2 separate regions of the Homo sapiens genome follow, and region 2 is linked to region 1. A link is an interaction called in ENCODE POLR2A ChIA-PET data of the cell type or tissue named here. Cell type or tissue: OCI-LY7. All regions are shown on one strand.

Evidence for each region. ChIA-PET counts read pairs that join two places held together with the same protein. Peaks named below come from ENCODE experiments on the same cell type or tissue, not always from the same donor. Only the 100,000 strongest peaks of a DNase experiment are listed, where the experiment ranks them.
Region 2: POLR2A ChIA-PET joins it to region 1 with 34 read pairs; 2 of 35 experiments call an interaction of 5 or more read pairs at or near these places.

What each region holds. Positions count from the first base shown.
Region 1 is chr2:224,645,203-224,647,702 of GRCh38, reverse strand. All of the region lies in intron 2 of LOC105373909 (a long non-coding RNA gene), which reads right to left. Among named protein-coding and RNA genes, the nearest start is that of CUL3, 61 kb to the right of the region's middle. In OCI-LY7, CTCF peaks have their summits at 1,026 and 1,245 (motif pointing right); a DNase peak (open chromatin) is centred at 1,272; H3K27ac peaks cover 1,200 bases.
Region 2 is chr2:224,467,599-224,470,098 of GRCh38, reverse strand. No RefSeq gene overlaps it. Among named protein-coding and RNA genes, the nearest start is that of FAM124B, 67 kb to the right of the region's middle. In OCI-LY7, no CTCF peak of the experiment used is centred here; no DNase peak of the experiment used is centred here.

The DNA of each region.
Region 1 (2,500 bases):
TGTGTACAGATTTCATTTAAAAGCCAGGCCCCACACTCCTGCCCCTTTTCAGTAAAATCGAAATGCCTGAGTGCGGTGACTCATTTCTGTAATCCCAGCACTTTGGGGGCTGAGGTGGGAAGATCATTTGAGCCCAGGGATTCGAGACCAGCCTGAGCAACACAGGGGAACCCCGTATCCACAAAAGAAAAAATATTTTAATTAGCTGGGGGTGGTGGCATGTGTCTGTGGTCCCAGCTACTTGGGAGGCTGAGGTGGGAGGATAGCTTGAGCCCAGGATGCGGAGGCTGCAGTGACAGCACCACTATAGCACCAATGTACTCCGGCCTGGGTGACAGAGCATGACAGTCTCAAAAAAAAAAAAATGCAAAACCTAAAACCCTCAATCTTGCTTCTTTTCTATTAGATGCTTCATGAAATTCAGCATTTTATCTCAATACGAAATTCAGCATTTTATCTCAATATCCCAAACTTTTCAGCTATTTTATGTTATCCTCTGTCCTTAACAGCTCAGACTATACTTCAGGGTAGAACTCCCCTTTAGGAAATAATGGCCCGCATCTTCAATTGAGAGGTATCTCAACTGAGTAAACATTGTACTTGACAGATAACTTAGCCACAGTACACTCTACTGCATGAAAGCCTCAGCTTCTGTTTACCTGTCTTTGAACTTGTTTTATATTTAAAGCATCTGTTAGTAAAGCAAGATGTCAAAGGAGATCAACTCTACCACACACTGGGAGCAATGAGTGGAGAAGACACAATTGGTGGGTCCACTTGGAAGGATCAAGGACCCTAGGTTTTGCTCTTCAAGTTTTTCCTCTTCGTATGATTTTTGCTCTGCATGTCATCAGCACATTCATCTTTTGGGGGCCTTCCACGTGCTTAAAGCTGCATGCGAAAATGATTTTCTTGTTATCGGAGGAGGTAGGTTGCTTCCTACATATATAATTGGTTTGATTAATTCAGCTAAGAGTTCATGAAGAGACAGCAATTTGCTGTAATCAGTCACACATATGCACACCTTTAACCTTTTAATTTACGTGCATATGCATGGCTGCCTTTAATTTACGCCCTAGTTTCATTTCTAAAGTTACATGCAGATGAATTTTTTTCTTTCAAACTATTGCATATTTCGAACTATTTTGACCTTGTCTCTGTTGATATGTTGGGGCTGATCATTGTTGGGGGTCTTCCTGTACATTGTAGGATATTCTGAAACATCCCCAGTCTCTACCACTAGATGCCAGTAGCAAACGCTACCCTCAGTTGTGACAACCAAAAATGTCTCCAAACATTGCGAATGTCCCCTGGTGGTGGTAAAATTGCCCCCGTTAAGAACCACTCATCAACTGCTATTGTCCTATAACTTTTAAATAACAAATGTTTGATTCTCATTTTGAATATTAGTAATACATATTTAGCCTTCATTTTCCCCCCTGATTTTGTACCTTGCTTGTCTCTGCCCATGGATAGAAGACCATTATATAAGTATAGTAAAGTCTTAATTTGAGATTGTTGAGTTATGAAAACGATAACCAAATAGCTGTGTGATAATGCAAGTCATTAAAAGTGAAACTGAGCTATTGCATTGTATGTGCACCTGTTCCATAGTTCACTTTAGTGTGCTGAATTATATTACCTGACTCTGCTAGAGTCTTTCCACTTACACTCCCTCCAGAATGCCTGCATCAGGTAAGGCCCATAGAAGCCTCAAGACAAAAGCAAGTCATTGCCTAATTATGGATGATGCCATCGTTATGCACAGCAGGTGCAATTCAGGTCCCGGGAAGCCATAGGAATTGAACAATACTGCCTCTGTGTAACCTGATTGCCAAGGAAGTAAAAACAACCTGTATTCAAAATACAGATATCTGTGGCATTGGGGCCAGCCCTAGATTAGCTTGTCAAGTATGCCCAGGTCACCTTCGGTCACGGGCTTCATCTTTTCAGCATCCTTCTTGCTCCCAAGTCCAGTCTTTCTCCTGCCCCAGAGCAGCTTCTGAGGATCCACCCACCTGAGCCTGTCACTCCAGTGGTTCCTGGTGCTCTAACCATTCTCCCATGTATATTGACCTTTCTGGATCCTATTTCTGGCTGGTCTCACAAACTAATCTGCAGTAGTCTAGATCAGCATTTCTAAACTGGTGGTCTGTGGGTCAAGGCCACTCCCCTGAAACATACATTTCTTTAGCCAACAAGGTGTTTCTAAACTCTTTGGTTAAACTGCTAACATTAATAAACCCAGAAATCTCATCTATTAATAAAAATTTCAGATTTCCAGCTTCTCTGAAAGAATCTGCAAGTGATACTGCTGGTATTGAAATAGTTGGCCATAGCCTATTTTAACAGATCTGATTCTGATTGTGGACCCTTCATCGCAGAGCTTGCACCCTCATTTATTTGTGTGACCTGTCTCGCCCCTGTAGCCATCTGAGTGTGTGATCCTCTCATTTAGATCCCAGAGATTAGATTTGTGTGATAATGTTGTAATTATTTC
Region 2 (2,500 bases), 180 kb after region 1:
ATGTAGTGGATGTAGGCACTCAGTAAATCTTCAGATGAATGTGCTAAATGATCACTCAGTGTCTTGAAAGAAAATCTTTAAAAGAATTGAACTTCACATTAAAATTTGTACTGCACTATTGGGGCTATGACAGTATAAGGATATTTTTATAAGTAGAAGTTATTTGATACTTGACTTTAGGTAAAAAGTGGAAAATACAGACCAGCTCTTACGTGGTTGCAGATGGGTGTGTGTGTGTGTGTGTGTATGTGTGTGTACAGCATCTTGCTCTGTCATCCAGGCTGGAGTACACTGGCATAATTGCGGCTCACTACACCCTCAACCTCAATCTCCTGGCCTCAAGCGATCCTCCCACCTCAGCCTCTCAAGTAGCTGGGAGCACAAGTGCACACCACCATGCAAGCTTTTTTTTTTTTTTTTTTTTTTTTGTTGTTGTTGTTGTAAGTAGAGACAGGGTCTTGCTGTGTTGCCTAGGCTGTCATCAAACCGCTAGGCTCAAGCAATCCTCCTGCCTCGCCCTGCCAAAGCGCTAGGATAACAGGCATGAGCTACTGTTCCCAGTCGGCATGTTGTGTTAAATGCTGACTTCTAAGCCCTCTTGCATAGCATCTCTGTGATAAGAACTTGACCGGTATTAGATCATTTGGTCCTATGGAGAGCCTGTGAAAAAACTCAGGCTTAGTGACATAAAAATTTTTACGAAATCCCACTAATAGTTAATGGGGTGCAGGAATTTGGACCCAAGTCTCTTAATTCCAAAACCTGTGCTTTTAAAAGCGTGTGTCCCCAATTACTGGCTGTTTTGGCAGACTGCACAGAACCTTGAAAATTGAATTTGAATCTGAAGGTAGATTTTCTTGGCACATATTTTGGTGAAAGTTTGCATTGTTTTATTAGAAAATGTTTTTGGAGAACTTGATCTTGTAAAACTTTATAGATCCTTCACAAAAAATAGGCAATATCAGCTATGCATGTTGGTATATGGTATAAAGTATTTTCTTTCTCATAAGTTTATACAACTGATGTCAGATATTAATACCTACAGAATGAACCTTTTTACTTTCTATGTAATACTATCTTCTGTATTAAAAAATTTTTCTAATGGAATGGAATTGTAGACTGAAAGAGACTGAGGAAGCTTACCTCAAGAGTGTGAAATCAAGTGAGGAAAAGGACAGAATTTGCATTTGTTCCAGTGCAACTCTAGCAATAGGCAACCAGTGTATGTGTGTGACTATAAAATAGACGGTCACAAACCTATTTCAACATCTACATCTGATGGGGGAGAGGGTGCTGAGGAGGGTACCCCTCAGGGCAAGAAAGTCTGTATGCATACTGTGTTCATCGCATTTTAAAGATTCTCCTCTTAAGCTTGCCTACAGACTCATGCAATACTCCTAAGAGTCCTTTTTTTTTTTTTTTTTTTTTACCAAAATTAGTATTATCCAAGTTTGTAATAAGGCATCCATATTCTCCAGTCTTCCCTTGAGCTAATTAAAAATTAATGCAAGCCACCAGGCCCGGTAGCTCACACCTGTAATCCCAGCACTTTGGGAGGCCGAGGTGGGCGGATCACCTGAGGTCGGGAGTTTGAGACCAGCCTGACCAACATGGAGAAACTCCGTCTGTACTAAAAATACAAAATTAGTCGGGCGTAGTGGCACATGCCTGTAATCTCAGCTACTCAGGAGGCTGAGGCAGGAGAATCACTTGAACCCGGGAGGCGGGGGTTGTGAGCCGAGATCGCTCCATTGCACTCCAGCCTGGGCAACAAGAGTGAAACTCAAAAAAAAAAAAAAAAAATGTAAGCCATTTTCATAGAAATGAAAGTTTGTAATCATTAAGGCTATACAAGAGTGCTATAGATTTTTAAAAGCAATTCCAAAAGAAGCGTGGCAAGTGCTTTGGTGTTTTTCAATCTAGCTTCACACCAGATTTTCCTAGAAAAGCTTTACAAAGAAACAAAAAAGTAATGTCCCTCGTGGAGATTATTATTTAATAAGCCTGAGGTGATTCTTGTGGGCAGCTAAGTTTGAGAACCATTGCTTTTGATTGTACATGGTACAATAAAACATAAACTTCCAATTTCACTGATCAGATGAGAATGTTGATGTGATTTGCAAGTTGTGGGGTTTTCTTTAACATAATTTATCTGCAGTTACAATGCCTCATCTGGTTAAGACAACATGTTGATCAAATGAGGTTTGATTACAAAGTGGACCAGTTAATTTCAAGCTACTTACTCATGGTCACAGATGACAGTATTAATCACAGCTAACCAACTCTCAGTGGATCCTAATGGGTAGGGGGAGGAAGAGGGAGAATTGGTAATAGTGTCTTCCTAGGCAAAGGGCAACCTGTGATCTTACCATTTTAATTAGGTATTCCCACTGGGAGAAGTTGAATTTAGAAACCAAGTGTTCAAAGCTCAGTGACCTCTATCCCATTTCTAAGAGTTTAGATAGCAACACTAAAAGAGTGATTCTAAGTCTAAGAAAAA